Linked DNA regions of Homo sapiens: region 2 is linked to region 1. Evidence: chromatin loops called from intact Hi-C (ENCODE). Cell type or tissue: IMR-90. All regions are shown on one strand. Links, peaks and the distances in the headings refer to the core of each region. The heading gives the core; the rest is flanking DNA.

Region 1 (10,522 bases), core at 1,418-9,417:
CCCACTCATAGCTCACTGCAACACTGAACTCCTGGGCTCAAGCAATCCTTCCACCTCAGCCTCCCTAATAGCTGAGACTACAGGCACATGCCACCACACCTGGCTAATTAAAAAAAATTTTTTTTTTTGTAGAGATAGGGTCTTGCTCTGTTGCCCAGGCTAGTTTCAAACTACTGGCCTCAAGCGATCTTCCTGCCACTGCCTCCCAAAGTGCTAGAATTACAAGCATGAGCCACTGGGTCCAGCCCAGAATTTGTATAATCTACTTGCACAACCAGCCTTTCAGATTCACCTGAAGCCTTTATATCTTCAACAAGACCACTCTTTAGTTTGGCCCCATTCACCTGCTAGAGTTGGCGGGGGTGGGGTTGGGGGTGGGGGGGAGGTGGGGGAGGAAGAATGCAGACATAAAAGAGTTTCCTATTTCCTCTTAGACAGTGACTATATCATGGGCATCATCTAGTAATGGAGAGAGGAAAAAGAGGAAGAAATAGGAGAGAGAGAGAGAGAAGGTTTGAGGGGAAGGGGAAGGTACATAGCACTTGGTAGCTCCAGTTCCTTTGAGCTAGATGCTCCCCTGGCTGATGCTGCTTCGAAAGCCATGTTGATGTCGCTCAAGTCTGTATGTGATTTCTTTCCTCATTTTCTTCCTTTGCCAAAAAAACAACTATGGCTCTTATTCCAAGTATAGTCAATGAGCAGTTACCAAGAGGGTCCTAGAAAGCATGTTTCTGAAGAATGTCATCTCGGCAACGTTGTTCCATCTGCACCAGTCAGGGAGGAATGGAGGCAGAATGCCTCCAACACACACTTTAGATCTGGAGATATTCTAAGGTGTAAGGGAAGGATGGTCTCTTCTGGAGAACTTTGGTTTAATCCCTGAATACCTTCCCCCAGGAGTACAACATGGATATTTCCTCAGACTGCCAGAGCATTTTAGAGTGTTATTTGACCAGTATATAAGAGATATTTGCTGTAATAAAAGTTACACTGGGCTTGGAATCTGAAGACTTTGGTCTGCGATCTGGCCATTTTTACTTCCTAGCTACGGGTAAGTTGCCTTCTTCACAGCCTGGTAATGAAGAGCAAATGAGAAAAATGATGACAACACTTTGTAAACTGTAAAGTGGTGCAAATATTACTTGTTATTGTTACCTAGCAATACTCGGGGATTTTCCTTGTTTGGTTCCAGTTTAAGTAACCAGGGCCTGTGTTAGGCTTGGAAGCTTCAATTACAACTGAAGGGTGAAATTAGGTGATAAAGGCTTTAATATAGGTTTTGTGTTGAGGACCTAAGACAACACTAAGAGTGAACCCTGTATGAGTCCACAATCCTGAACAGTTGCTTTGGGTGGTAGCTAGCCGTTCCTTCTCACCAGGGATTGGTCATGTATTTAATGGCAGACTCTCCCTTCCCCTACCTTCCCTGCTTCCCCACGTTTTCCCCTGGGTGTCCTAAAGGCTTGGCACCCTTAACAGTGCCTTCTCCTCCCATGGGCTCAGCCACAGGTATTTCTTAGGAGTCTCACCTCCTCGGGTGACTTTTCCAGCCTGTCTTCCTGGCTCATCCCACTGCCTTGTCTGGGCTCAACGGCTGATGCTTTGCTCCATTTCAGTTCCCACTTTCCTTCTCCTCCCTTGACTTGATACTTCCTACTCCCCCTTGCTTCCCAGGGTCCCTTCCCCTCCCATGTTGATCACTTGAGAGGAGAGGTAGGTGACTGGGTTTCACAGCCCCACCTTGGGGCAGGTTGGAGGTCCTTCTGTTGGAGGATGTATTTGGAAGTGTTCTGACCAAGGGGTCTTCTCACGCTCCTCAGCATTTCCTAAAGTGCACTTTCTGATGGCGTGGGCACTCCACTTTCACTGTGGCTGCTGTTCTACTGTTGAGACACTTCCCTATTTCACCGGACAGTCTCTTTGAAGCTTCCACAGTTGCCCATTACATTTTGCTAGGAACAGGGAGTCACTTCTCTCTGGCTGGGAGGAGACCTCTGAGTCTAGTCAGGCTCCAGGGTCCCTGGATGACTGGCTTTTGCCTCAGTGGCCTTACTCTTCCTATGGCACACTCACTGTCCGCCTCTACTAACCTACACCACCTTCTTAGACTGCTGTTTGCATCTTCCCAAGACAGAGTTTTCCCTGTGACCACTTGTGCCTACGGATGAGTCTTAAGCCTCCAAGTCTTCCCAAGAAACTGACCTTAACTCAAGGATCACTTTGTTACACACCAGGCTACTTCAATCCTCTGGCCTTGTTTCCATTCTTGATCCCTTTGATCTCTGCTGAGCCTTGAGGCTTATGATCCTGTTTCAGGGCTTCAGTGATTCCCCTTGCTCCCAGCTCTGGGGACTGGTCTGCTTATCCTGTCTCCAGTCCCCATGGTTGGAGCTGCGAAGCAAGAGCTTCTGGGCAAGATGCCACTAGAAAGCCTGTCTCCCTAAGAACAACAGACCGCTTTTCTCTCTAGTTGTTCTGAAACTTACCCCTTCTCTCTCGCAGCTGTGTGAAAAGAAGCCAAATGCCCATTCTTAATGTGTGACAACTGAGGCTCACATGCAAACTGCTGTTATCTCAGCAGGAGAGCAATTTGCAATCATTTAAAATCCTTTCACTCTTCCCTTCTCCTCAGTGTATGGTTATACACACACCAGTCCATATTTATTAGTGCAGATGGTGAGAAACTCGTCATTGAAAGGGCTTAGAGCACAGAGGAAAATGGATTTTTGGCCTCACTCTGGCCTTATAAACAAGAAAGCTTAAATGATTTTAGGTTCCTGATTCTTGCCTCAAAAGAGCACAGTTTGCTTCTCTCCAAACACAAGAGGTTGTAAATTGGTAATTCATCTCAACCAAAGGCCACATGATGAGCAATTGTAGAAGTATTTTTTTTCTTGTTGTGCAAAGGAGGAACCAGACATCTGAGTATAGGTTCCAGCTGGAATTTGCCTTTCACCATTTGTAGCCTAAAGGCACTGTCTTGGCCAGCCCTGGGCTTCGTGCAGCTTCTGCCTCTTCACCTGCATCACTAACAGGGCGATCGCTATCACAAGGGTAGAAATCAGCTCAGCATTTCCATGTGACTTCTTTTTTTTTTCCCAGCTAAAAAATAAATCTGTTCTAATAAAAACATTTATACTATATTCTTTATTGTCAGCTAATCCTGCCCAAACTCATTAAATGGCAGTGTGTGGGTTATTTGCTGTCAGTGAAATTATCAAAGGCATTTTTCAGCTGGGGCACCAGGAAAACATATGCTTCAATGCCAACTAAAACAATAATGAGGAAATGTTATGATCAGTCTTGACCAGATGACCCTGCCCATTTTAGATTAGTTCTTAATTTCAGCACAAGGGTCATCCTGTGAATTCTTACAATAAGTCACTGCTCACCACTCACATGAAAAAGATGTGACTTATTAGAAAACTCACTGTACTCATTGCAGTTAATGAGATGTGGAAAGCTTTGTAATTTGATTTGCTGGGCCATATGCTGTAAAGGGATACTGCTGATTTCATTCCTCCGTATTTAATTTAAGCTGTATGCAATACCTTCTTCATATGGCTACTTATATAATAAAAATTAACTTGGGGTATAAAAAATACACCATTGTGGGGTTTATGACTTGGTGTGGTTCAGTTTCAAGTGTTTTGCATGGAAACATCTGTAAGTAATGTGTGCGGGTCTAATTTTAAATCCCGCCAAATATTTTCCATTTAACATTTGGTTTAACTGACAGGCTTGCAGAGGTGGTTTTCAGAATTGTCGGTAACAGATATGTACAGTATTCCCAAGGCCGTAGCCTTTTTTTTTTTTAAAGGAAGATAGTAATTCAAACTTGTTTTTTTTTAAATTTTTTTAATGTTTACATTTCAGTAGATACAAATAGCAGTTCAGAATATGGCTACTCCTGTCCCTTGAAGACCCAGCTGCAGTTAAATCTATTACCCCCTAAAAAGAGTTACCTTGGTTTTGACTTTTGCTTCAACATCTGCGAGCTAGGACACCTGAGGCTGACTGGGAAGGTTGACCGTGGGAACGGGACCCTTCAGGACAGGGTCCTGCCTCCACAGTGGAGAGAGACAGGGAGGGAGAGAAGAGGGTAGGACTGAGAAGGGGGGCAATGTCCAGGGAGGTCTGAGCCTCCAGAGAGGCTCCGAGAATCCACATTCGGACTATTTTCCTACCGTTTAAAAATAAGTCTCACCTAACTCTTAGGAGAGGCCCAGGCCCCCTGAACTATCCCGATCTGCTCAGAAGCTGAGCTGTAAAACCATAAAACAGAACCTCTCCTTTCTCTACTGGGTAGGATTGCCAGATAAAATAGAAGGCCCCGAGTTAAATGTGAATTTCAGATAGACCACAAATATGTTTTAGTACAAACATATCCCTTGCAATATTTGGGACATACTTATACTAAAAATGTATTTGTGGTTTATCTGAATTCAATCTTAACTGGGCATCTTGTATTTTTACTTGCTAAATCCGGCGACTCTACCGCCGGGGTCGGACGTTGTTTGCTGACTGCATTCTATTCGTGGCCGCGGAGGCCTTATTTCAGGTTGTTTGATTCCGGTGGCTGACAATATGAAACAGCTTGAACAGGCAGGCCGGTGGGCAGAAGCCATAAATAGCCACCTCGGGGGGGCCCCCCTGGTCGCTGGGAGCGCCACGCTGCTCTGTTAATAAACATGCGCTCGCTGGAGTCCTCATCCTGGGGCTCGCGGAAGCGCTGACTCAGCACCGGGGCAGGGAGGATGCGGGGACCCCCAGAAACATAATTAAACTGTTTCCATGACTGACTTGAAAATAAAATTGTGTGTGGGAAGAGAAACTTGAGGGGGAAGTTAAACAACAAATGGAGAGGTGTGGAGTGAAACCTCAGGGAAACTGTTGGTTTTGCTTCAAGGGAATTGAATTGTGAAACTTGCAGTTGTGAAATTTCACTCGGTTGATTCTTGTGAGAACCGAAGTTTGTTTTAATTGTCAATTAAAGCGAATGGTGCTTGGGTCCCTGGGATCCAGGGAACCTCAGGGCGGTGCTCGCCTCTGCCCGGCAGCGAGAGAGGGACCCGGTGCGGGCCCGATGACAGGGTCGACCGCTGGGGGTCAGGATAAGCTTGCAGAGTGGCCCCGCCGCCGTCCTGAACTTTCTCGGGAGGGGAAGGCGGCTGTGTACAGAACAGCACGCCCTGGGAAGCAAAGGCCTGTCGGAGAAGTTGATGAAAGATGCACCTTAGGTGTCCCCGAGCAGGGCCGCCGGCCTCCCCAGAGGTTTCCTTGGCAGCCCTTATTTGTAAGGCAAATCCAGGCCCGCGCACACGTTGCTCGAATGTCAGGTACTAAATTGCCTTTATGAGAGTCGAGCAGGCTTGCCGATGACAACACTCTGATAACAAAAGAAGTGTGGCCTCGTTGAAGATTTTATGTAAAAGGAAATGATTCATTTGAATTCAGAAGGAGCCTTAAAACAGGGCAGAGACAGCCAAACCCTAGATTTTCTGCCTTATGACTTGTTTCTTAAACTTGTTAAAGAAAAAAGGGGAGAAAACTTAAACAAGAAAAGCTACCCCAAATCGCCAGCCAAGGTTTAGATTTTCGTGGGTTGCTATTTTCTTCAGATCAAGGTTGCCTTCTTGTTAACCCGAGACTGCAGCCGCAGAAAATTAGATTCCCCCCACTCAGGGATTAACCACATAGAACAGTTAGGGAATGTGGAGGTCTGGAGAGACTTGAGATCAACGAGTTCGAAACGTTTGAAAGAAAAAAATCTTCAGTGGTTTGAGAGCTTCACTAAGATACTTTAAAAAAAAATCAAAATTGCTCTTATTTAAGAGCTTTGGAGATCCAAATATAAGTCCCTTTTCTTTTGCCAAGAAGGCCCTTATTCATTTTGTGTGTCTTTAATGCTCAAAAGAGATGCTGGGATTCCTAGTCAATTCCTAAACAGGAGTCTGACAACCAACTATATGATTTTTTTTGCAAAGACCTTTTTTTTTCCTTAAAGCTTCAAATTTCTGTTCCTTTTGATGATGATATGTTGAAGAAGGAATCAGTGCCTTTCTCAGTAAGTGAATGACAGAAAGCCCTTACATCTTTTGAGTGGGCCAGCGTTTGGGTGGCAGGGCTGCTTGGATGGGGAGCGATGTGACAGGGCTCTTGGACAAACTGCTCCTTGGCTTAGGGATGGTTTATTTTGAACATTCATTCATTCACTTATTCAACCAGTGTTTATTAAACATTCACGGCCTCTGTGCAGGGCTAGGTGTGAGGGCTACAGTGTCTAATAACACAGAGTCGTGGTCTTACCCTCCAGGAGTCTGCAGTCTGCTGGGGAAGCCAACAACATGAGAAGGTTATTCTGCTCTACTGGAAAAGGCACTGATCTTGTCCTCTCTTTTTCTTCCAGAAGCAAGAAAAAAACCCAGATTGGTCAACACAGTTTTATAAACAAGTGGTACTTTAGCAACAGCAACCAAAGTCCTATTTAATTAGCCAGTGGAAGGTATCCATCTGTGATGGCCAACTGTTTCCTTTTTCCAAGGGGCTCATCTTCTCCTTTGGTGACCCAAAATGCCTTTTACTTTGAGCCACACCCTCTGCCTGAAATCCTGCAGGATAAAATGGGGATGGAGGTAGAAAGCAAGTGGATCACTTGGTACTGTCTGACTTGATAACCAGCTGTTGAATGGCCTGCCATGGCTTCACTACAAGAATGGGGAAACTGTTCTTTTACGTCTGGAAGAAGGAGAAGCCAGAAGTTTATTTAATCTTTTCTAGGCAACTTATTTTATTGCATTTTTAATTTCCTCTCTTGCATTAACATGACCCTTTTCACTGGCTTCCCACGCCTGGTACTTAATTACTTATCATTAGCAATGTACACGGGGGCCTTGCTGCATATTTATAAATGTGATCATTAGTACATGGAAAGACAAAGGCTTCTTTAAGACTGTCATTAGTTATTCTGTTTTCATGGAAATGTTCATTAGGAGAAACTACCCACCTGGTTAAATAATTATAATTAAGAATTGGTAATCTCCTTTGCATTTTTAACTTGATCTTCCGTCTGTTTGTGTGAAGCTAAACAAGCCTTATTTGGCAAGTATTCTATCTTTCATTTTCACAAGAATTGTCAACAAATACGTACTCTTTGTTTTTAACCTATAGGTGCTGACTGATTTGCAGCATGATAAATATAATTTTTGTAATTCAGCAGTTAATCTCCAAACACGTTAACCAGCTGTGGAATGGTGAGTCAGTGAATGGAGTTAAAGGATCTCTGGTTGATTTTATTTTCTGGACTTCAGTCAGTGGTGCAAATTGGACTCCAGTCTCCCAGTCAAACTTTGCAAAGGGTCCCCTTTAACTCTTCAACCACAGAGACACCACGCTGGGTGGCCACTGGCCACTGCTCCTTTGGGTGTGCCAGGCAAGACAGGTGGCAGTTGGATGGCCCGAGTCTTTGTGTGTCAGCATCTGAGTCTTTATGTGTTTGTGACTAGGGGTAACCACAGCAGTGTCATAGCTGTGGCCCTGCCAATGGCTAGTCAAATAGAGTCCACAAGCACTGTTTGAATTGCTAGCAAATGGTCATGCGGCTCGTACGTGGTTACGTGTCAGCTGAGCTGAAACAAACGAGGTGACAGAAACACAATAAGGGAAGCTCGGTTATGCTGCCGCCCACTCCCCTCTGCCCAGACTGGTTCAAGCCGCCACCCTGGACTGATGAGAATATGCCAGGGATAAACCACAACTGTGGGAAATGCTGGGTGGGGGCATAAATATCATCTGTAAACAATTAGGCAGCCACTGCTCATTCAGTGCCGTTTTGAGAAGCTAAGGAAGTCCGCAATCAGTTATATCTCCAATTACCATAAAAATATATTAGCCATTCATTCATTTATTAATGATTCATCAGTTAACCACACATAATGAGCAAATAATTAGCAGTGCTGTACGGTTGCCAAAATTGAAGAAGTGTTGGCATTTTAAAGATGAAAGGTTGAATTTATGCAGAAGTCTGGTGATGATAAAGTTAATATGGAAGATAATTATAAAAGTGGCTGTCCTCTATTACAGGCTGAGGTACCACAAAACTTGCCTAATTGAACTGAAATTAATATTCTTCCAAAGTCTGTGTGTTGCCACACACAAACTGCTGAATTTCTCTTGAAGATCTCCCTTCAGTAAGGTGCACCGCACAATACAAGTTAATAAAATGCCAGACAGCTAGACTGTGTTCTTTGTTTGCTTGGTTCAGGGCCTCGTGGAAAACAATAAATTGCATTCATGTCAGCTGAGGCCCATCCCTTTGCTAATTACCGTTTGGTGCTGAAATGACTTCTGTGAAATTGGGAGCATGAGGAAACATACAGCCATACAAGGGAGGCTTTTCAGAGTTTTGCAGTAAATGTGAGATAGGCCTCAGGCACACAGATGTTAAAACAGCGAATTCCCCCACAGATTACACTAATGGAAACCCTGTCAGGGTAAGTCAAATCCGGGTCTGTGGTCAAAATCTAATTAAGGTTTCTGTACTTAAAAAGAATATGAATGCCTGGGGGTGGCGATGAATGTATAAGAAACTCACTTGTTTGTAAAATTGTTAGCATGAATAGTAAGTACCGTGGGGCTGTTACCTGCAATGTAACACCTGTTTTCTGAGGCTTTGCTGAATGTCTCAGGATGGGTTATTTCAGAGGTCAGCAAACTAGGCTCAGGCCATGGCAGCCTCCCATCTTTGGGGCCTGGGGCACGGCATGGTTTGAGGTCACAGATGCAAATGGATCCCTTAGAAGTTGCCCTGGAATCCCAAAGGATGCTTTACTTTGCCACATGAAAACCACCCCAGATGATCCTGCCCAACTGCCTGGCGCCACTGAGGAAATCGTTCTTGCCGAGGGTGTTGGACTGGCCAAATCTCCCCTACTGGGGAAACAAAGGGTTGTCTGCTCCCGGCTCGCCCTCCAGCCTGTCGGGACTGCCTCCTGGAACAGCTGCAGCGTGCAGGCGCAGCCCTGCTTCTAATAGAGGAAATGAATTTATAATGCTGCAGTCTCTTCATTTTCACCCAGCACAAATTTCCCCTTAAATACTTAAAAACAACACCCAGAGCTGGATATACCTTAAATTTCCAATAAATGAAACCTTAATCCAGTCTGTTGCTGAGTCTGAGCTGTTATTAAAGAAATAAATTTGAAACAGCAAGTGGTTTGAGAATTTTTGAATTTAATTATTTAAATCTACTTAGGGCAACTGTCACGCGCTATTTCAGTTTCCCATGGAGAACATGAATTCTGGGAAAGGTATCCCACGCAGGGCCCTGGAAATATTAACTTTCATGTACAACTGTGGGCTCAGCCATAGACAGACTGTGCCACCCTCCTCCCCGGAAGAGCAGAAGAAAGAAACTCAGATTTCTTTTTCTGTATGATCCAGCCAAGGGATACAGGATATATTTTTCAAAGAACGAGGGAAGCCAAGTCCTCTTCTTTCAAGTTCTGTGGGCCTCTTCAGATGCACTGTTTACATGGAGTTCGTTTGAAGCTCTTTGGAGAGCGACAGTTCATACAGTCATTCACTGAGCAACGTTAGGGAGCAAAAGGTAAAGAGAAAGTGTAACCTGTATGATTTAAGTGGCCGACAGCTAATTTAGGGTGTGCTCTGGCCTCGTGAGTGTCTGGAGCCTGATTTTTGACATTTGTGAAAATGGACCATCTGCTGTGACTGTCCCAAGGGTGATAGCACCAGGCTTGGGCTGGAGCACCTGAGACTTTTGGTGCCACTTCAGTCTTCAGGCTTGGAGAGAGTCTGCTTTCATGATTAGAGACAGATGACACCCTGGCCTTAGTTCTGAGAGCGCAGGATACCTTCCAGATATTAGCAATTGAGATTTTTAATGGCATCCACATTGGGATGTGGGCGGGGTAGAAGGTGAACAATTTAGGCACACACTCGTAAGTGTCTCCTTCTCCAGTTCACCGGGACTTTGCTATGGCACAAGATGGCTTTGTTTTGGACCCTGTACAAGTTGGTTAAATTACCAGATACCTGTGAAGCATCTCACTAGAGCATGATCTCACCAACACAGTGAGACCCCAAGACCTGAGTCAGAGAGATGCTCAATATCCAATTTGTTTCTCTTTTGTGCTAGCCATTTGATAGTAGTTGGGACCTCAGAGCCGCCAAGTGGAACTTTCCCACACCCAACCCAGACTACCAAGAGGATATTGACTTGGAGTGATTTCTAGATCCAGAGTTCTATTTTTCCTTCCAACATAAAAATCTTCATAGAAGCCAAAAATCTTTAAGAAAAGAGCAGCTCTTAGTGTGGGGCCCGTCTCAGCCTCTACCTTGTACCCAGTAAATGCAAAGGGCTGTGGAAATTGCACACAATTCACAGTGTTCAGAGGATGAGTGAATGTTTTACCATCTCAAAGAGGAGATTATGGGGTTCCACAGGAAATAAGGTCCAGTGGCTAGCAATGCCTCAGAAGTCAAGAGTTTTGGGGTTTATGTT
Region 2 (10,522 bases), core at 809-8,808, 71 kb after region 1:
GCAATCTCTGTTTCCTCTAAGGAGGCTCTTCTTGATTTAGTGAGAATGCTGTACAATATTTCCTTTTTTTTTAGTTGTAAGTGCATGACTTAATTTGTAAGCACCAATATGTGACATCTGAATACATCTGAGCAGATTTGAGACTACTGTCAGAGGCGCCCTGGGCCTGTCACATGACTCTTGATTGCTCCATTCTCTTCCCAACTCTGTGCCCAGAGTTCTAACTACCATCACATTGGTAGTTAGAAATCGGCCAGGGTGGTAGTATTGACATCATGGAAATCAGCAAATGATACAAATCAGGGATCTAGTTGTGATTTAACTATAATTGTTAGTATATATTTATCAACACATCACTGATCACAGTGAAATAAAACTTACAATAAAATTAATGGGACATACTACATTTGTTATTGTTTGCAATAATAATTAAACATGAATGATTCATATCCATTTGTATGCAGAACCAGCTGCCCTTTACTGAGCCCCTACTGTGTGTCAGACCCTGTACCTGTTATACCTGTTATAGATTGTCTGTAGTCCTCAAGGCAGCCCTAAGAGGCCAGTGTTATTGTCTACATTTGACAGGTAAAGAAACAGAGACTCAAACTGAAAGTCAAAAAATTGCCTGTGGCCACACAGCTAGCTAATTGTTCAATCAGAACTAGAACCCAACACTCCCCACCTGCATTGAGTGAAAACAATGTTGCTGAGATCAGCTCATGAGGTTGCAGGGAGGGGATGATGCTCAGGGAAACTAAAAACCATCAATGCTTCTTGCAAGACTCAAGGATCTCAAAGTTTGGAGGCTGAGCTTCGCCTCATTTCTGCAGCAGGGCCTTCCTGTGAAGAGTGTCAGATAAGATGCCAGCATCCTAGGAGGCCTAGATTCCCAGCTACACTGGTAGTGAGTGCTTGTGAGTTTCCACAGTGCTGAGAAATAGTTCTGCTGGCTTAGCTCTGGTGAAAGATTTTCTTGCTGCCCTTGCCTTGATGTCTTTTTCAGAGGGGTTTTCCTGCAGACCCCCAAAGACTGGTTTTTCCTCTCCTTGAACTCTCTCTCTTCCTTTTCCCTTTCTTATTTGGCCATCTGTGCAGCCCATGTCTTAATCTGCCTGTTCAGTTCCTGCTTGCCCTCACTCTCTCTTACGTAACTTCGTTTGCTCCCAGTGACGTCTCAGCAGAACACTCCCTCTTCCCGTGTTCTGAACAGTCCCAAGGTTTTCCAGGGTAACAAGATAGAGAAAATTTTATAATAATTGACAACAGAGTTTCTTTAAGGGAAAAGAGTCTTTGGTTCCAAGAGATGACTGATGGGTGCTTGGGGAGAGGAGCCTGGACTGGCACCCAGGCCCCTGGGGCAAAGGCAGCTGCTGGGCATGATAAGTGGATGAATGGAATCTAGAAGTGAAGACAGGAAGTGGAGGGAGAGAGCAGAAACCTGCCTGGGGTGGTTCAGTAAAGTTTATAAAACTGAGCAAGAGCTGGGTGAAGGATATTTTCATTTGATTGCAGAAAAGGAAGAAAGTACCGGATTCCACACTGGGATTGATATGTGTGGGACAAAGGTAGCTGGTTCAGAAATTGGAGCTGAAAACCTTGAGAAGAGGTCCCTTGGAAGTGGCAGCAATCTGGAGGAGAGCTTTGGGTTTCCAAAGGCCACAGAATGGGTGGGAGGTAAGTTCTGGTCAATTTTCTTCATACCCACAAAGAGCTGGGGAGCCTCTGGCTGGCATCTGTGTTACCCTCAACAGCTACAGCTTCTCCAAACTAACTACCAGCCTGCTCTGGTCTTGACTGGCTCAAATATTCTCTTGCTTCTTCTCCCCACATGTCTACCTGGCCAGTGTGTGTAGGCGTAAGAGAACCAGCTGGTAGTATGAGGATGCTGGTTAGGAAAGATGGAGCACCAGACAGTGGAAGAGAGACAGGGTCCAAGAAAAGAGAGAATCAGTAAAGAAAGCAGAAGCTCCATTTCATAGCCCTCCCTCTACCATATGAAAGAAAGCAAAACAAATACATGTCCCAAGCCAAAACTGACACAAAAACTGATCCCCCCTGCCAAAAAAACCATCACCACAACAAGAAAACCCCACTTTCCGGTGGTAAGGTAAAGGGAGAACAGGCAACAACAGCAAAGTGTGGGTGACCTCGTTGCACGTGGCACAAACGATGAGCTAAGATGGAGTTTTAGGCCAAGACAGCAGAAGGTGGCCACAGGGATATTTCATGCCTTATTCAGTGTTCACAGGTACACCTAGTGAGAACCCATGTCTTAAATTCTGTCCCTGAGTGTGAAGTTGAAGCAGAAGGCCCATTAAAAAGGGCCTTTAGGAGTGCTGTGGAGAGTTGATAAAGGTGTGAGAATCCTGCAATGGCTGACATCACAAAGAGAGAACTTGAGATCCCCTTTCAAGTCCTGGCTGAGGGTTTTGACTGGAAAAGCTGGTTTTAAACACTGACATTATGAATGCTTGGGATGTGAGTAAAACACCTGAAATTCTTCAGCCAGTTGTGAATAGAGGAATAGTCCCATTTTTTAATGGCTTGACTTAGTCACTGAAGGTGATTTCCTAAACCCCAGAAAATTGTTACAAACCATCAGACTGTGGGTGCCACAGCCCTTAGTCAGTAAAATAGCCCCACATGGTGGGAAAACATTCCAATCTCTCTCCAAAATGGGAATAAAGGCATTCAACAAAATTACTCGGACTTTAAAAACACAATACCATTTCTCACTTTGCGTTAGTGTAGTAACAAATTCTAATGGAGGTAATTCTCAAGTATGCAATTGTATAAACTTGCCTTCTGAATGGAAAGATTGGAATTTAGGCAGCTGACCCCTGGCGTGATGTTTATGATCAGATCCAAGACAGGGCTGTCTGCCTGTCATGTCCCAGTCGGTACCACCCTGCCCAGCATCTATGTTTGCTAAGGGTGTACATATACAGCAAGATCTGAATCAATGAAAACATATCCCATGTCTTTATGGAGTGACCCAGAAAGAATAGCGTTTATACTGACCAAGAATACGGTTCACAGAAGTTTAAGGAGATTTATTGGGCTGCCATTTACTAGCTGTAAAATCAGGATTGTGATAGTCTCTACCTCATAGAGTTGTTGGGAGAATCAAATATGATCACTGTCATAAAACTTTAGGCTAGAGCCTGACACTCAGCAAGTATACAGTATACACATAGGAAATGGTACTAGAACTTTTGTTAATACGTGATGGGAAGTTTCTATGGTGTGGAAAATTTTTAAATGAATGAAACACAGTCCTTTCTTTAAGAATCTCACTGAAGAGGGAGTAGAAGAAGACAGGTCAGTGGATAATTATGATATACAGGTCATAGTAAATACAATGTATAATAATAGGAGTAAATATTGAGTATTGCTTTAGGAGACGTGTCAGTGCTCTGACATAGGGAATCATTAAGGGTGAAAGGGCCATCTACTTGCATGAAGCCTGTAAATGTGAAAGACTAGGTCCTAGCAAGGCCAGCATTGCCATTCTGCTGTCCTAATGATGGATGGGGATTCGTGAGCAATTGAATTGAGCCACTGCCATTACTATTGATTTTTGGGATAGACTTCTCCATCAGAGCCAGTAGGCCACAGTCTGGGTCAGTGGCCAGACTGACATAAGTTTATGACCTTTCATAGGCTTCCCATGTGTCTCACCACACACCCATCTGCCCGGGGCCTAGGATCAAGCTGGCGGTAAAGGACTTGAGAAAATGAGGCTTGAATTAAGTGACCTCAGATCTAAACCAAATGTGGCTGGAACCTCTTTCTTGTTTTGAGAAGGATTTTTTGTTGTTGTTGTTGTTGTTATCAGAGCTTTGGAAGCAGTTTAATGAAGGGCGTAGATGTGGAAATGAGATGCATGTAGGTTTCAATAGTAGCTCCTATTGCCTTGCTCTTTGACCTTAAGAAAGTTTCTTACCCACTTTGAATCTCAGTTCGTTGTCTACCAAACAGGGAAAATGAAACCTACCTTATTAGGATTTGGGGGTTTTGTTGTTCATAACAGCTTCTTCAAGATATAATTTACATACTATATAACATTTCACCCTTTTAAAGTGATTTCAGTCAGTGATTTTTTAGTATATTTAGAGTCATGCAACAATTGCCACTATCTAATTCCAGAATATTTTCATCACCCCCATAAGAAACTCATACCCATTAATAGTCACTCTCCATTCCTCCTTTCCCCTATCCCTCCCAGCAACCACTTATTTCAGTTTCTCTGGATTTGTCTATGCTAGACATTTCATGTAAAAGAAACCATACAGTATGTGGTTTTTGTGACTGGCTTCTTTTACTTAACATAATGTTTTTAAGATTCATCCAATCTTTTACATGTATCAGTACTTCATTCCTTTTTATTGCTGAGTAATATTTCATTGTATGAATATACCATATTTTGTTTATCTATTCATCAGTGTATGGACATTTGGGTTTTCTTTGGCAATTATGGATAATGCTGCCATGAACATTTGTATACAAGCTTTTGTATTGAATTATCTATCTTCAAATCTCTTGGGTATATGCCTAAAAGTGGAATTGCTGGAACTGAAGGTAATTGTATGTTTAACTTTTTGAGAACCTATCTAATTATTTTCCAAAGCAGTTGTACCATTTATAGTCCCGCCAACAATAAATAAGAGTTTCCATTTCTTCACATCCTTGACAAAATTTGTTGTATTCTGTCCTTTTGATTTTAGCCATCTTGGTGTGAAGTGGTATCACATTATGATTTTTATTTGCATTTCTTTAACAACAAATGATATTGAAGATCTTTTGCGTGCTTATTGGCCATTTGTATATTTTCTTTGGAGAAATGTCTATTAAAATTCTTTGCTAATTTTTAATTGGGTTGTCTTTCTATTGTTGAGTTATAAGAATTATTTATATTCTGGATACAATTTCCTCATCAAATATATGATTTGCAAGTATTTCCTCCTATTTTATGGGTTCTCTTCACTTTCCTAATGGTGTCCTCTGTTGCCCAAAATTTCAAAATTTTGTTGAAGTTCAATTTTTCTGTTTTTTCCTTTTGTAGCTTGTACTTTTTGTGCCCTGTATAAGAAACCATTGCCTAGCCCAAGATTATAAAGATTCAGTCCTATGTTTTTCTCTAAGAGTTTCATAGTTTGATTCTTACATTTAGGTCTATAATCCATTTTGAATTTTTGTATATGGTGTGAGGAAGGGGTCTACCTTTATTATTTTGTACATATATGGATATGTCATTGTCCTGGCATCATTTGTTAAAAAGAATATTCTTTCCCTATTTAGTTATCTTGGTGTCCTTCATTAGGTTTGTAGTAATATATGATATGATCTATGTAAATTTCCTGGTATATGATAAGTTTCAATACATGGTAACTATTATTTTATTACAGTCAGCTTAAGATCTATTTAAGGTTTGCAAACAATAATAGCAATAGCAGGAGCTAACATTTTATTGAGTACTGCCTATTCACCTGGCATTTTCCTTCAACAAACTCAATCATGAGATCAGTACTATTTTAATCTCTTTTATTCAGATGAGGAAATTTGAACTTAGAGTGGCCAAAGAACTGATTCAAAGTCACACAAGTAGCAAGCCACAAAGTGGATAATTTAATTCAGACAGTCCTTGGTTGTGATGGAAATGAATCTCATGAGATATGAGTAAGAGGCTTGTTAGAATGAGAGAAACACAATGACGTGTCGAGTGACTAACACAGTTAACATGACTACTGCTAACAAGCAGTAGAAGGTGGCTAACAGCTAGATCATGTGGGTTTGAATCTTGGCTCAGCCACTTACAAGCTGTATGACCTTGGGCAGCTCAATTTGTTCAATATATAATGGGGCTACTTGGACTTCTTTTTGCATGGGCTTGCTGTGAGGCATCAGTGAGTTAATATGGGTAAAGCACTTAGAACAGTTCCTGGTAACATAGGAAGTGCTTAAAAATTGTCAGCTGTGACACTGATGCAGAGCTCTAAATCTGAGCCCAAGCTTGTGTTCCAGAATTTTTCCTACTCAGGGCTGGCTCCATAAGTGTCCAAACTATGCAACTGTATAGGACTCTGTGCTCAGAAGGGCCTTGGACTTGGTTTAATGTTCTGTTGTTAACATCTTGAACTTCTTAATTATTTTTGAACAAGGAGTTATTTTCATTTTGCACTGGGGCCCACAAATTATGCAGCCAGTCCTGGGCAGGGTGTAGGCCTGGCCAGACGAGTTCCCTCCTCCTAGTGATGCCTAGCACAACCCACGCAAGTTGTCTCTTCACAAACACTGTAGAACCTCCTTGGCTGCCCTGAGCTCCAGTGGATCTCAACATGGAGGATAGTGCTGTTAGGTTTAAGTTTCATGTCATCGAAGCCCACGCACATCTACTTGACATTCCTGGTTTATTACCCAAAAGTAAATGAAATGCATCGTGGGCCCCGAATCTTGCCTCTATTATTGGACTGAAAACCTCCATTGACTTCAGCTGGCAGCCGGCACCACTAATTGAGGACAGAGTTTGGCCCCGCGGGTTTTATATAGAAGATTTTTCTTTATTTCTTGTTTTCATGGTTGTGTGTTGTGGGCTGGGGATTATTTTTATGTTTTTCCACTTCCTGATTAGTTTTAGGACTTGTTTATTTGGAGACTGCTTTAATAAATTTGCACAGCAGGGTGAGTTATTAACAGAGTTGGTGTATTTAACCAGGAACTGCCTTCATTTCAGTTTGGTGTTTGGTGTTTGTTGTTTAACTTCAGTCACTTTGTTTCAGTACCAAACCTCTGCCAAAGATCACCTATCCTTGATCTACACACACCTTGGTGGTTTAACATAAGGGCAGAGCTCTGCTCCCCCAAGGCCCTGTACAGCTCACCACCACAGTGCATCCCCATTGCACTTCTAAAGTGTACTTGAGTTCAGATAATATTTTCTTATCTGCTTACCCCTCTAGGCTGTGGAGCCCAAGGTGGGGGGGTCTTGGTCATTGGTGGAGTTTCTGCGCATCGTACAGCTCCTGTTACAAAACCCTTCATTCGAGAAATATTTCCTGAGCATCTATTGTGTGCCAAATGCAGATGCAGATGTGACACAAGCAAGACAAATGGTCTCTGCTCTCAAGGGGCTTACATTCTATGGGTGAAACACAGGTACAGATAGGCAAAGGATTGTAGCAATAATTGTAGAGTGAGATTGTTATTAAAAATAAAAGTAAATAATAGAATACAGGGATACAGTGGTTTGTGGTGTGTGTGTGTGTGTGTGTGTGTGTGTGTGTGTGTGTGTGTGTGGTGGTGGTGGTGAAGGAAGGGCTCCCAGAGGAGATGACTGCTGAGTGGAGACCTGAGGCAAGAGGGAACCAGACATATGCAAATTGGCACTGCAGGCCCAGGGTGCAGCTGATGCAAAGGCCCCAGAGCTACGCTGGCTTGGCTTTGAGGAGCAGAAGGGAGGTAGGAACACAGTGAGCATGAGGAGAGTGTTCAGAGATGACCCTGGCCCTGGTAAGGAATTAGGTTTATTCCAAGGGCAATGAAAACCTTAGGGAGAAATGCTGCATTTTCAAAGAGCACTACGGCTGCTTTGTGGAAAAGGAGCTGTAGGTGGGGTGGGCAAGTTTGGGAGCAGGAAGATCAGGAAGGGGCTTTTGTGGTAATCTGTTGAACTGACTGGATTATTTCCAGAAAGAAACTGGGGCTTTCCTTGCTGAGGCTGGTAGTAGAAAGCGGAAGTGGAGTAGCAGATCAGGGTTCACAGCGTGTGGCTGAGAGCCAGGGTGACATTCCTCTGGACATTCTTCTGGACTGAATCCTTGCATCATCTACATTTAAAATGAACCTCAGAAGCCCTGGCCCTGTGATGCTGATGCTATTGAGGTTGAATTCTCAGGGAGTGAAGAAAGGGCTTGGCTGAGAACAGAGAGGGAGGAGTCCCACATCAAGGGATGACTTCACTAAGGAGGGAAACTGGAGAGAGGTGGGCATTTCCAGGCAGAACAACAGCGTGGCGGAGAGTGAGGGAGCTGACGGCAGGAGTGATAGCTGGTTTAATAGAGGGTGCGTTGCGGCGCTATCAGCAGTGTGGAGTGGGATGGCGAGGCTGCATGCTGGAACTTATTTAAAGAGGCTATTGTAAAAGTCTCTGAGCCAGTTAATTACCAGTTTTTGTTATGTCAGGAACTCCTTGAGTTAAAGCAGAAAGAAACCATTCACAAGTATGTTCCAGTTCTGTAGTTTAATGGGACATATAAAAAAAAATAAAAAACTGATATAATGATTTAGTTCATGGAAGGATTGAAAACCATCACAAGAAAAGCTGAAATTACATATTGTGTTCCATCTCCTCCTACAGAAGCCATTGAAATGGCTGCAGACTTAATTGGACTAATGACCCATTGCTGTTATGCACAACACTCTGTTATTCACAGAAAATTGACAAAGCCGTGGAAACGGTCCACAAATATGAACCCAGGTGAGCACAAAGACCCAGATGGGCTTTCTGAAGCACGTGTCCAAAGGTAAAAAGGAAAAAAAAGATGGAAGCAATGTGTACACACAGCTGGGAAGCCTTCTATGACTAGGTTCCAATCTTGTGGCCCAAGACCTGAGTGGAAAACAAATTAAAAAAAAAAAAAGAAATCCATATTTTCAACCTAAGACAAATTTTTGAAGGGTTGGGAGGTGCAGGTTCAGGATGAAGGGAAAGAGGAGGATTTTTAAAATGTGTATAACCTAAATTTATCAGGTAACAAGTGTAATTGTATAAAATGAACACTTGAGATAAGAGGAGGCAGACTGTGAATATCTTCTTCATGTCTAGTTTTATTTCTTGCTCACCTATTCTGGTTAACTCATGTCTCTGTTTGGGAATGCATCAAATCCCAAAAGTAGATCTCTGCAATGGTGGTTGGAGAAGACACATATTCATGGAATTTGCCTCCAGATTTTACTCACTGTTGTCACTGGAGTTAAATGGATTTAGCTTCTGGCCCTGGTTCTGGCACTTACAGGGGTGTGATATTGGACCGTTTCTACTATCTTCTCATCTATCCAATAGAGACAATGTCCCCTCCCCATGGATGGGCCCGGTACTAGGTGATGGGTGGCCCTGGAAGGATATGGAGGGTGCTGAGTAGGTTGCCTGCTGGAGGACCCTTGTGGGAACAGCTCGGCAGTCTGAGGCCACCTCTGCCAGCTGTCTCACAGAGCTCCTGGAGCAGCCCCTTTCAGCCAGCAGGCATGGTCCTGCCCCCACCTGAGACAGTTGGATTCTCAGCAAAATATACTTTATATTTTAATCTTGGTGGTTATATGAAAGAAAAACTGATAGGGGCTAAAGAGGAACAAGGGGATTTTAAATTAGCTTCCCAAAGAAGAGCTGGGTCTTGCTTTATTTTGTTGTTGTGAATCAGAGCGTCTTCTCTGAGGGGCCATCTGGGGGCCTGGGGAAGGTCTTTGCAATTTGCAATGAAAGGGTGAAAGTGCCATTAATAACTAGGCCTTCCAGGGAGTAAACAGAATGTCAGTGACAACTGCAGAGGATACTAAATGTGTCCGCCCTGGTGAAATGGAGAAGCAGCCCATAGGGTCCAGTTGAGGAGGATTGGGGGTAGAAAAGGGCATGAGACTCAATGGGAGAAAAGACAAAAGAGAAAGATGTGCCTGGGCAGAGGGGACTGAAGGCTAAGATGTAGAACCGTGAAAGCACTGTGCAGCCTATGGGGCCACTTCAGGGTGATGCCCGTCACCATGAGGCTCACTTTGTCCGCATGATTTGGTGATCTGACTGCAGAAGCATGCTTGGAGGGGTCACTTGCTCAGCCCTTGACCAGGAACTTAACTGAAAAAGTAGCAACTTTGTGATGACTGCAAATTCCAAAGAGAAAGAAAATGAGTGGAAATGCTTCAACAGGGAACGTAGAACTCTTGCTACAAATTTGACGCGTGTGGTAACCTGAGTAATGGTCCCCAGACACATTAACTTCTAATCTCTGGAATCTTATATGGTAAAAGAGGCTTTGCAGATGTGTTTAAGTCAGGGATCTTGAGATGGGGGAGATTGTCTTGAGTGATCAGGTAGGTTCTAAATGAAATCACGAGTGTGGCAGAGATTTGACTACAGAAGAGGAAGAAGGCCGTGTGATGATGATACAGGGAAAAAAGGTAACCCCTCACTATACAAGAATAAGTTTGTGTTGTTTTAAGCCACCAAGTTGGTGGTAATTTGTTACAACAGCCAGGGGAAACTAATATAGAATAATGTGTGACTTTGGCCTCACTAAGCCTCGGTCCCCCCAACTGTAGCATGGAGGTATTACTACTAATCCTTTCCCTCTCATGGGTTTGCTCTGAGGTTCAAATGAAACAATTTATGGGAGTGCTTGCTATTAATTATAATGCACTATATACATGTGAGTTAACAATGTTCTTGAAGGACACTCATGATGGTCGCTCTTTTTAACAATATGAATCCTGAGCAATGAGGGGATCAGTGAAAGTTAGAGGTGCTCCAGGA

The links. A loop is a pair of places that touch in the nucleus more often than their neighbours do. Peaks named below come from ENCODE experiments on the same cell type or tissue, not always from the same donor. Only the 100,000 strongest peaks of a DNase experiment are listed, where the experiment ranks them.
Region 2: it touches region 1 in a loop (2.2-fold over the local background); 4 of 110 quality-filtered maps call a loop at or near these places.

Annotation. Positions count from the first base shown.
Region 1 is chr1:87,146,973-87,157,494 of GRCh38, forward strand. All of the region lies in intron 2 of LINC01140 (long intergenic non-protein coding RNA 1140), which reads left to right. Among named protein-coding and RNA genes, the nearest start is that of LINC01140, 22 kb to the left of the region's middle. RefSeq lists enhancers at 1-405, 1,741-2,405, 4,203-4,801, 4,802-5,400. In IMR-90, for the core only: a CTCF peak has its summit at 5,107; a DNase peak (open chromatin) is centred at 2,869; H3K4me3 peaks cover 425 bases; H3K27ac peaks cover 1,215 bases.
Region 2 is chr1:87,218,668-87,229,189 of GRCh38, forward strand. It overlaps LINC02801 (long intergenic non-protein coding RNA 2801), which reads left to right. Exons shown (of 4, transcript NR_167752.1): 2 at 1,516-1,677. Among named protein-coding and RNA genes, the nearest start is that of LINC02801, 11 kb to the left of the region's middle. In IMR-90, for the core only: no CTCF peak of the experiment used is centred there; DNase peaks (open chromatin) are centred at 5,744 and 7,844; H3K27ac peaks cover 1,593 bases.